Linked DNA regions of Homo sapiens: region 2 is linked to region 1. The links are chromatin loops, found by intact Hi-C in ENCODE. Cell type or tissue: Calu3. All regions are shown on one strand. Each heading gives the region's core, and the rest is flanking DNA. Links, peaks and the distances in the headings are about the cores only. Region 1 overlaps ITGB8 (integrin subunit beta 8). Region 2 has its middle 54 kb from the start of ABCB5.

Region 1 (4,398 bases), core at 76-4,075:
AGTTGCACCTGAAAGTTTCATGAGCATTTAATTTGCTGATATCCATTTTTATTTCTTCAGGCTTCTCACGTCGGTAGGTGACTGCTCTTGTGCAAACACTTTGCAGAATCAACTTATCCTTAATAGAGAAGAAATATTATTATTAACTAAGGGCCTAAATATTGTAACTAGGCAATAACATACTGTTAGCAGTTCTTTTTTAGAATTCACTGACCTTTTTTGAGGCTGACACTCTGTAATCTGATGAGGACTTAATTTTATTACTATTCCATTGTAGTATCACCTGTCTAATGATCAGGACTTTAAGCAACCCAATCAAGAATGTAACTATGAAAATGATGAAAAATATTCTCAAGTAGCTTGGGCTGGAGAAACATTCTGTAATGAAGCAAACAAATAAATGGATTAAAAATTGGAATAAGTAAATCAAAGAGTCTATCAAGTAAATAATGTTCACACTTCAATTAATAGTGCCAAAGATATTTGCAAATCTCCATTTTCAAATCGGGATTGAAATTACCTTTGATTCAAAACAAAAAGCTCTCTAATTTTTCTTGCGCGTTTACTATGAAAATATTTTCAATAGAAAACCCTCCTTTGGGAAATAGCCATGATTAAGGTATTCAATCACATTATTCCATTGCAGCTTGATTCTTTAATTGTATTAACTGGAATATGTCCATGTCCCATAACCAAGCATAATTTGATCCAAGACAGAAAGAGGACTAGTTTTTGTGGTACGTACTGTTGATCACTAAATGGAAAAGAGGATTTTAAAAAATTATTGAGCAGTTCTGGGCCTTAGGATATGTTTCTCTTGTTATGCTTGGTCTTCATTTGTTCCATGCCAGTAATGGAAAATAAAGTAAACATCTGCAGAAGCTAAAATCAAAACTACTCCAATAGGTGAATAAATATTTCTTCAGAAATTGAAGTGTAAATTTTCATTCTTATTATACACGGCTTCTCCAGGAAATAGGAGTGTCCAATTTGGGACAACATGAAAATATCATTCTTCATTTTCATTAATTTACTTTTTACTAGTCTGTTAACTACACCTATTCCATTTGCCTCTAAACATGCACTGTGTATTTTAAGAATAAATAATGCTTAGGACAAATAATTACTAGCTGGAAAAAGAAATGTTGTGTTAAGAGGAGGGGCATGCTGGATCTCATTTTAGCACCAGATCTTTGGCACACCCTCACAGCCAAAGATCTGGTGCTTGAAAGTCTACAGGCTCTGTTGTTGCCAGAGGCATTACCCTAATCTAACAGGAAGATGGTTGCACAATAGGCAAGTAGTCCATGGAACTCACCAGCTGCCCCAGATTCATAAAATTACTTTGTGGCTAAAGTGGCATGTGTTCCCCTCCCTACTCTCCAGAGTTTGGGAACCTCATCCAAAGTTCCAAGGTGTCCCTGAGAGGGCCACTACGGAGGTGACCTGCCAAGGCTTAGCATAGTGGACCGCCCAACCAATCCTGGGTGATTTGGGTCAGAATTTCCAGTGAGGACTAAGTATGTTTTTGAATAAGGCCAAGCTCAGTGATAAGGGAAAGGGTTCCTCTCAAGTGGGAAGACTTAATTAAGCCTATTTTTTTTTTTTTTTTTTTGTGATAAGGTACTTTGAAAGAAAGGTCAAAGGCTATCCCAGTGCTACAACTGGAATGGAAACACCAAATGCCAGTGCAGGTCTCTGTTGCTACAGGTCTCACAGAGAGAGAATCCAAAATATTCTGCTCAAAATTGGTGTCTTTTGAGGCCTCCACAGTGACTTCGGGCTCATAACATACATGCCTTTTGTTCTGACAGACTGTCATTTCCTCTGGTTGATTTAGGACTACTCAATCAGCTAAGGCAGATCATCAGAGGGGGCACGTGGCTTGATCCCACTTACTGGCTTCTCGCCTGGTGGGAGCTCAGCCAGAGAGACTGAAAGAACAGCCTTTAAGTGCAACTGAGTGGATAGATAATAGAGGTGCCTAACAAATGCCCTTTCCCTCTCCTTGCACAATAGTTGTGAAGGGAGGGGCAGCCCCTAGCTACTGACACATTTTAGAAATATTTCTAATAGGTTAGAACAGAGGGCATTTTCAGAGCTCAAATCTGCATGCATATTTAAATGCTATGAGTGGTCAAACATTCATGCCTAGCCCATGCTTTCCTTAGTTTAGGTCAGGCCGGGGCTTTTCCTAAGGAGCTTTAAGAGAATACTTTTTGTAACAACACTTAAGTCAAAGTAGTGTTTACTTAACATAATAAATGACATGTTGATAGTAAGGCCCTATTTATTAGAAAGGCACTTGGCTTTCTGGAGTGATTGCCGCAGCTCCAGCTGGCAGCACATGGGGCTTTTTTCAGAGCCAAGTTCATTATGGGGTAAGATCAGTGTGGATGTGAGGGAAAAAGGAAACAAAACTCTGGAGAAAGTTTACTCTTTTGTGCAGTCTCTCTAAGAGCTGGGATTTTTCTTACAGGTGGGAGAGACTTGAAATAATAGTTGCAATGGGAATGTTTAATAAAGATATAATTTCAAGGTTAGTTTCTAATGCCCGTGGAGTTCCACACCTTACCCCTGTGCAAAGTAAGGTTCTGGGTTCTAAATAACTTTTGTTTTGTTTTGCTTTTGTTGTTTTTTTTTTTTAAACAGCTTTATTAAGTATCATTGATATACAAAAACTGCACATATTAATGTATACAATATAATGAGTTTGCGATTCAGTTTTTTAAATCTCCCAGAGATGAGTATGCTTGCTATGGTGTGGCTGAGTGGTTAGTTTTCCCCTCTCATCTACACAGCTGAATTCCCATGCAACGTACTTCCATGGAAAGGCATCCAAATAAATTGGCTGTCAAGGCCTCAGTGAACCAGAAATATGAGTTCCCCATGTAAACTCATTTCAGTAACAGATAAAATCTGTGGAGCCATAATTTTCCTTCATAATCCAAACTTGCTTCTAGTTCTGAACTTCCTCATGTCTAATCAATATTTGCTTTCATGTTTCAGGTGAAGCCAAAAAAATCCTAAGTAATGATGATCTGCTTTTACAAAATATGTAACTTCAAAAGGGCCATTCCTTCCTAGTACTTTTCATTTTGATAAAAATATAGCTTAAGGATGAATGATTATAAATGTGACATAATGAAAAGTGTATGGAACTTTTAGTTTGAAGATCTTGATCTAAGACATGTATCTTAACATTACTAGTTAAGAGACAGCAGCCCTCATACAAAATTTCCCTGAGCCTCAGTTTCCCCATCTATAACATGGAGATTATACCAATCTCAAAGAGTTGTATGACATTAAGTGAGCCAGTGAACATGAAGGAAGTATCTAAGGTAGAAGATGACACAAAAACACACATTTATTATTGTTATAAAGAATAAAGCAATGTTTCATAATTTAAAAATAAAGCCCTCAGTCCTCTTTTTTTTTTTTTTAAATGGGGTTCCTCTCTTGTTGCCCAGGCTGCAATGCAATGGCATGATCTCAGCTCATTGCAACCTCCGCCTCCCGGATTCAAGGGATTCTCCTGCCTATGCCTCCTGAGTAGGTGGGACTACAGGTGCCCGCCACTGCGCCTGGCCAATTTTGTATTTTTAGTAGAGACGGGGTTTCACCACGTTGGCCAGGCTGATCTGGAACTCCTGACCTCAGGTGATCCACCCGCCTTGGCCTCCCAAAATGCTGGGATTACAGGTGTGAGCCACCACACCCGGCCCAGTCCTTTCTTTAGCATGGTTAATTATGGGTCTTTTGGGGGAACATCATCCTCTACAGACACTCTTCTGTGCTTTGATTATTAAGCTTTGGCCTACCTGAAGTTTGGTCGACATAATGCTGTTGTTCCATGAGAGCACATGAGGTTTTGCACTGATCAAGTATAGCCTGAGACAAATTGTGAGGGTGAAGGCATTGCATACAATTCCTGCAAGGGGAAACAGAAGTGAAAATATTTATTCTTTAAAAAGGTGGTGGACTATAATATTTTCTGCAAGAAAAAAAAAGACAAAATAACAATGCAGAAACAATTCAAATTTTGATTATGTTCATTAGAACTAACTCCATCATTACATCGAAGGATTGCATTTCCAAATGATTTAAATAAATTACCATGCATAATTCTAAAAAACTTACTTGAGCTACTAATCTGAGAAAGTCAATGGTTTAAAATGTTGAATAAAACAAACTGGAAGTTACAGTGTTTAGATTAGAAGTCTTTGTGCAGATCTCAAATTGTTACTGAAAAATTTATTGGCACAAAACAGTAATGTCACCTTCATTTAATATATAACCTTTCATTTATATATCACTTATTTCTAGGGTGTGTCACAGACACCATTGTTCTTTATCATTAAAATATTAAAAATAAGGCCGGGCGCAGTGGCTCACGCC
Region 2 (4,398 bases), core at 192-4,191, 150 kb before region 1:
TCCTGTCTTCTTCTATACAAAGGGCATGCCGTGTACTGTGCCAGATAGCTGTGCCCTACTTACATGATTACATTTAACCATTTGCTGTGCTTAATAAATAGTAGTTAATGTTATTTTTAATTATGTAAGAAAAATTTCTCCCATGTGGATCACAAATTCCTTTTTCATGATTTTTCAAAGGAATCACAAACTGTAAGCATCACACTCATTATCAGTATTCAGTTCTTAGAAAATTTTTACCTTCTACTGTTTTGTCTCTTACTGTTTTTATATAATTTTGCTCCTGGTTTTATGGCTCTTTTGTGGGCATGGTTAACTCAGTAAGAACAGATTACTTTCATAAGCCTTTCCTTATTGATTTCCTAGTAGATGGATACCTTACTGGTAGACTTTTCTCTTAAGTGTTTTTCTGACTGTACTTTCTATTAAGTGGAATCATTCCATGGTCATTCCATACATTATGGGACACTGTTTTTGTATAACCGTCCTGTAAATCTAAAGAACTTGAGTAAAGCAAAAGTTTACTCATTCCTTGTGTACCTGGTTTAGCGGATGTGGTTTCAATTTAATTTTTAGGATGAAATAAATATAGCTTTTTTTTCTGGCCTTCTTTTTATGTGTATTGGTAGGAAGGCTCTTGTTTGATTTACAACTTGATTAAGCATAGCTGAGTTTTAATTTTGACCTGATTAAGTGATCTATAAACAATCATAGGCATAGACAATACACATTAAAATTTTTCTCATTAAATCTCAACCCCAAAGTAGTGTCGGCTTTGATTCTCTTGGTGGAAAACTATGTATAATGAATTTTACTGGCATTGTTGTTAACCTCTAATTGTTCTGTGAATCATGGGAAAGTAAAACATTTATCCTTGGAGGGAGAAAAATGATATCTGGGCATAGAGAGAGAAAAGATAATATTATTGAATGTTAAACATAGTTGTATAAGTTAATCACAAAACTTAATAAATTCAGCATCTTCTTTCTTGGATCTTATTTTCTAGTTTAAAGTTATTCAAGGGTAATATTGCAGACCCTTGATTTAGAATTGTAGCCATCAGCTTCTGCTGTCAACAAACAACCCCTAAATTTCAGAGGCTTACAATAAACATTACAATTTTATTACTTTTCTATGTTTATTACAATAAACAATAAACGTTAATTTCTTGCTCATGTTACCAGAAGGCTGTGGATTGACTGTACTTTTGTTGGTCTCACTGGGCTTCACATGTCGTCTAATTCCTGGGCCTTGGATGATGAATACCCACTAGCTGGGGCATGCTTGTCTCATCATGAAGAGAGGTCAACAAAAGCACGTAAGACACTCACATTCCACTGTCCAAAGTGGGTCACAAGGCCAAGCCCCAATCAATGGGGCAAGGAAGTAAATTCTGCCTCCAGGAAAGCACAGCAAGGTTTGGGCAGGAATGAATAATCATGAGCAATAATTCAACCTACTGCAAGAACCGATTGTGCCCTTTCATTTATACATATATCTTATTCGTTCTGTCCCTCCAGAGAACTCTGACTAATACACACTATCTTGGAAACACTGTGGAGCTTTTCTGTGAAATCTCATAAAAATCTCAGCACGATAATTCATACTAGACATAAATCATTTCTAAGTCAGAGAATTTTAGAATATTATATTTTGAGGCCTCAAATAGATTAAAAGAGTTCATTAAATATATTAAAAATCTGTTAAAGATTAAAGGATCTATTATATTGAAAGAATATTATATTTTGAGTACTCAGAGTAAAAAGGTTGAATTGGGGTTTGGGGTCCCAAAGTCCTGCCTGCTGACTGCTTCCTGTCCACCTTCCTGCTCTCCACTTCTTACCACATTTTCTGGCAATCCCTAAAAGGATTCCACAGAGCATAGTTTGAAAATCACCAGTACAGCACTCTCAATGAAGGCTCCACAGAGGGTAAGGGGTGTTAGGTTACAAAAACATGTAAAACATTTTGTGTGGGTTGAACAAAGTTAAGCAGAACTGCAGGAATTCTCAGAAACTTTACTATGTTAATAATGTTCCTTGTGAACCTCCAAGAAGGGGATGTATATCTCAGAATTGCTCAAAATTTTAATGAAACAGTTTAGTGCTTTGAAACACATCTAAGAAAAACCTGCATTAGACAGTGCTTTTTTATTTATAAAATTATATTTAGGGCAGAGGCTCAAGATAGGACAGTTGGCTGAGTTTTTCTCATTTAGTTAGTTAGAAAGACCAGATCAAAATTCAGGTCTTCCGTCCCTCCTCCAGGAGTCTTTGGCCATGTTGTTGAGTTTGTTTCCATGACCTGGACATACTTTGGCAATGACGTAGTCATTCATGGGGTATTTTAACCTTTGAGAACAATAGTCCTGGTCAATGCCTCTGTTAGGATTCAATATGAAGGAAATTGAGTGACCATGAGTAACTAGTTTCACAAACAAAGTGAATGAAGGATTGATTGTATGATCTGAAGCAACTGTTGGAACAAACAGCAACATTAGAAAATACTCAGGAAATTTTTTTTCTCTTCAATGACTTTAAGGCTTCATTCATGAAAGCGATAATGGATGTCGAAATCTGTAATTTTCCACAGTACACAAACTCTGCCTTTTACTTTTCTTTTTTTCACAAGTAAATGATTTCTGTAATCTGTTTAATTTATGTCGTAGGTTACTACTTAAAACGTTTTCTAAGAGTGATGATATATCACTTAGGAGATAAATTTGGGCCCAGTTCTTGCCTAGGACTTCATAGCTGCTACACATTCAAAGGGGAATTAACTACTAATTAAAATATTCATCAATTTTCTGTGTCTCAGGAAAATTCATGGCATCAGTTGGTGGTGGGGGATAAAGTGGAGAAGAGTCTTACTCTTAAATAATTATCTGTGACATGGAAATCCAAAATTTTAAGTGGATTAACATCTTGAAAATGTATTAGTAAATGGAAAATATTCAAAAGAGTAAGAATAGAAGATGAAAGAAGTTGTTTGAAAGAAGTTGTTTCATGTCTGAAAGTATCTGTGAAATACATAAAAAAAAGAGAAAAGAACAGCAAAATGGGTCACAAGAAAGATGAATGCTTTAAAATTTAACTTAGATTGTTTCATAAATATTGAGTAAGTGCAATTTCAGATTTTTCTCCATTGTGCTTGAGGAGTAAGTGTCGGCACCCGCGGCCCATCTGAAATGGCTGCTGCAAAGACACTGTCTGCAGCTGGGGAGGTGGGGCCAGGGCTACGCAGGGCTACACGCTCCGTGGAGCCAGCGGGAGCCAGGAACAGGCAGAAGCCCCACCCCTTCCTAGTTGGAGCGGCGGGAGCCCCTCCCTCCCCGGCGCGGCTGCTGCCACTCAGCTGTGGCTGCGAACCTGGTATTCCTGTGCTCTTGGGGGCCTGGGAAGGCCCCCTGCCCCTGCAAGCTTGGAAATGCCTGCTTCCCCTGCCTGGCTTCTCCCCTTTCTGATTTCAGAGCAAAGTTGAGGCTGAGTGCTGGTGCTGTCATGACTTGGCCGGGTGTGCGCATGCTAGGGGCAGCACTGACATGCCAGTCTCTTGCTTCCTCGGCCCCTTCTGGACTTTGGGTGCAAATGAGCACAAGAGGGAGGCCAGGGGGGACTGAGGGTGGCTTGGTGTGGACCTGCAGGCACCTTGTCACAAACAGCCTGGGTGCTGGTGGCCATAGGTTGAGGGTGGGAGGCAGACAGGCTCCTGGGCAGAAAGGGTCAGGTGCCTGGTGAAGCCCCACCTTCGGGCCTGGGATGGCCCGAAGTCTCAGGGCTGGGCTGCCAGTTCTGCCCACCGAAGTGAGAACTTAAGGTGCTTTTTCCAAGCCTGCCCATGACTACTCATAAACCAATCAGCACACCCTTCCTTCCACCTGAAACCCATAGAATCACCCAGATTCAGCCAGACTTGAGTAGAGCAGATGTCCAGGATGACCTGCCTGTAGAGAGGAGCTACCCGTTGTGGGTCTCCTCTCAGCTGAGGGCTGAGCAAGACATCAGGACAGACTGCCTGTAGAGTGGAGCTACACACTGTGGGTCTCCTCTCAGCTGAGGCCTGAGCAGATTTTGGGACTACCTGCCTGCGGATAAGAGCTACCCGCTTTAGGTCTCCTGAGAGCTGTACTGTCGCTCAATAAACCACCTCCTCACCTTATTCACCCTCCAGTTGTCTGCATACCTCATTCTTCCTGGGCATGGGAGAAGAAGTTGGGATCCGTGGGATGGTGGGACTAAAAGAGCTGTAACACAAACAGGGCTGAAACAGGCCCCTTGCCCACCGCCTTGCAGTGACAAGAAGGAGAGAAGAGAGAAGGAGAGGAGCTGTGGCCCTTCAGGGAGCTCAGATCTAGGAGCTCCCCGAGCCAGGGCTGTGACACCCTCTTTGGGACTCTGC

What was found. A loop is a pair of places that touch in the nucleus more often than their neighbours do. Peaks named below come from ENCODE experiments on the same cell type or tissue, not always from the same donor. Only the 100,000 strongest peaks of a DNase experiment are listed, where the experiment ranks them.
Region 2: a loop joins it to region 1, with 5 times the contacts of the local background. A loop is called at or near these places in 2 of 110 quality-filtered maps.

What each region holds. Positions count from the first base shown.
Region 1 is chr7:20,405,595-20,409,992 of GRCh38, reverse strand. ITGB8 (integrin subunit beta 8) reads right to left here. Exons shown (of 14, transcript NM_002214.3): 12 at 3,822-3,931; 13 at 215-378; 14 at 1-118. Among named protein-coding and RNA genes, the nearest start is that of ITGB8-AS1, 76 kb to the right of the region's middle. In Calu3, for the core only: no CTCF peak of the experiment used is centred there; a DNase peak (open chromatin) is centred at 1,992.
Region 2 is chr7:20,559,651-20,564,048 of GRCh38, reverse strand. No RefSeq gene overlaps it. Among named protein-coding and RNA genes, the nearest start is that of ABCB5, 54 kb to the left of the region's middle. RefSeq lists enhancers at 3,149-3,443, 3,346-3,846, 4,067-4,398. In Calu3, for the core only: no CTCF peak of the experiment used is centred there; DNase peaks (open chromatin) are centred at 1,348, 1,870 and 2,298.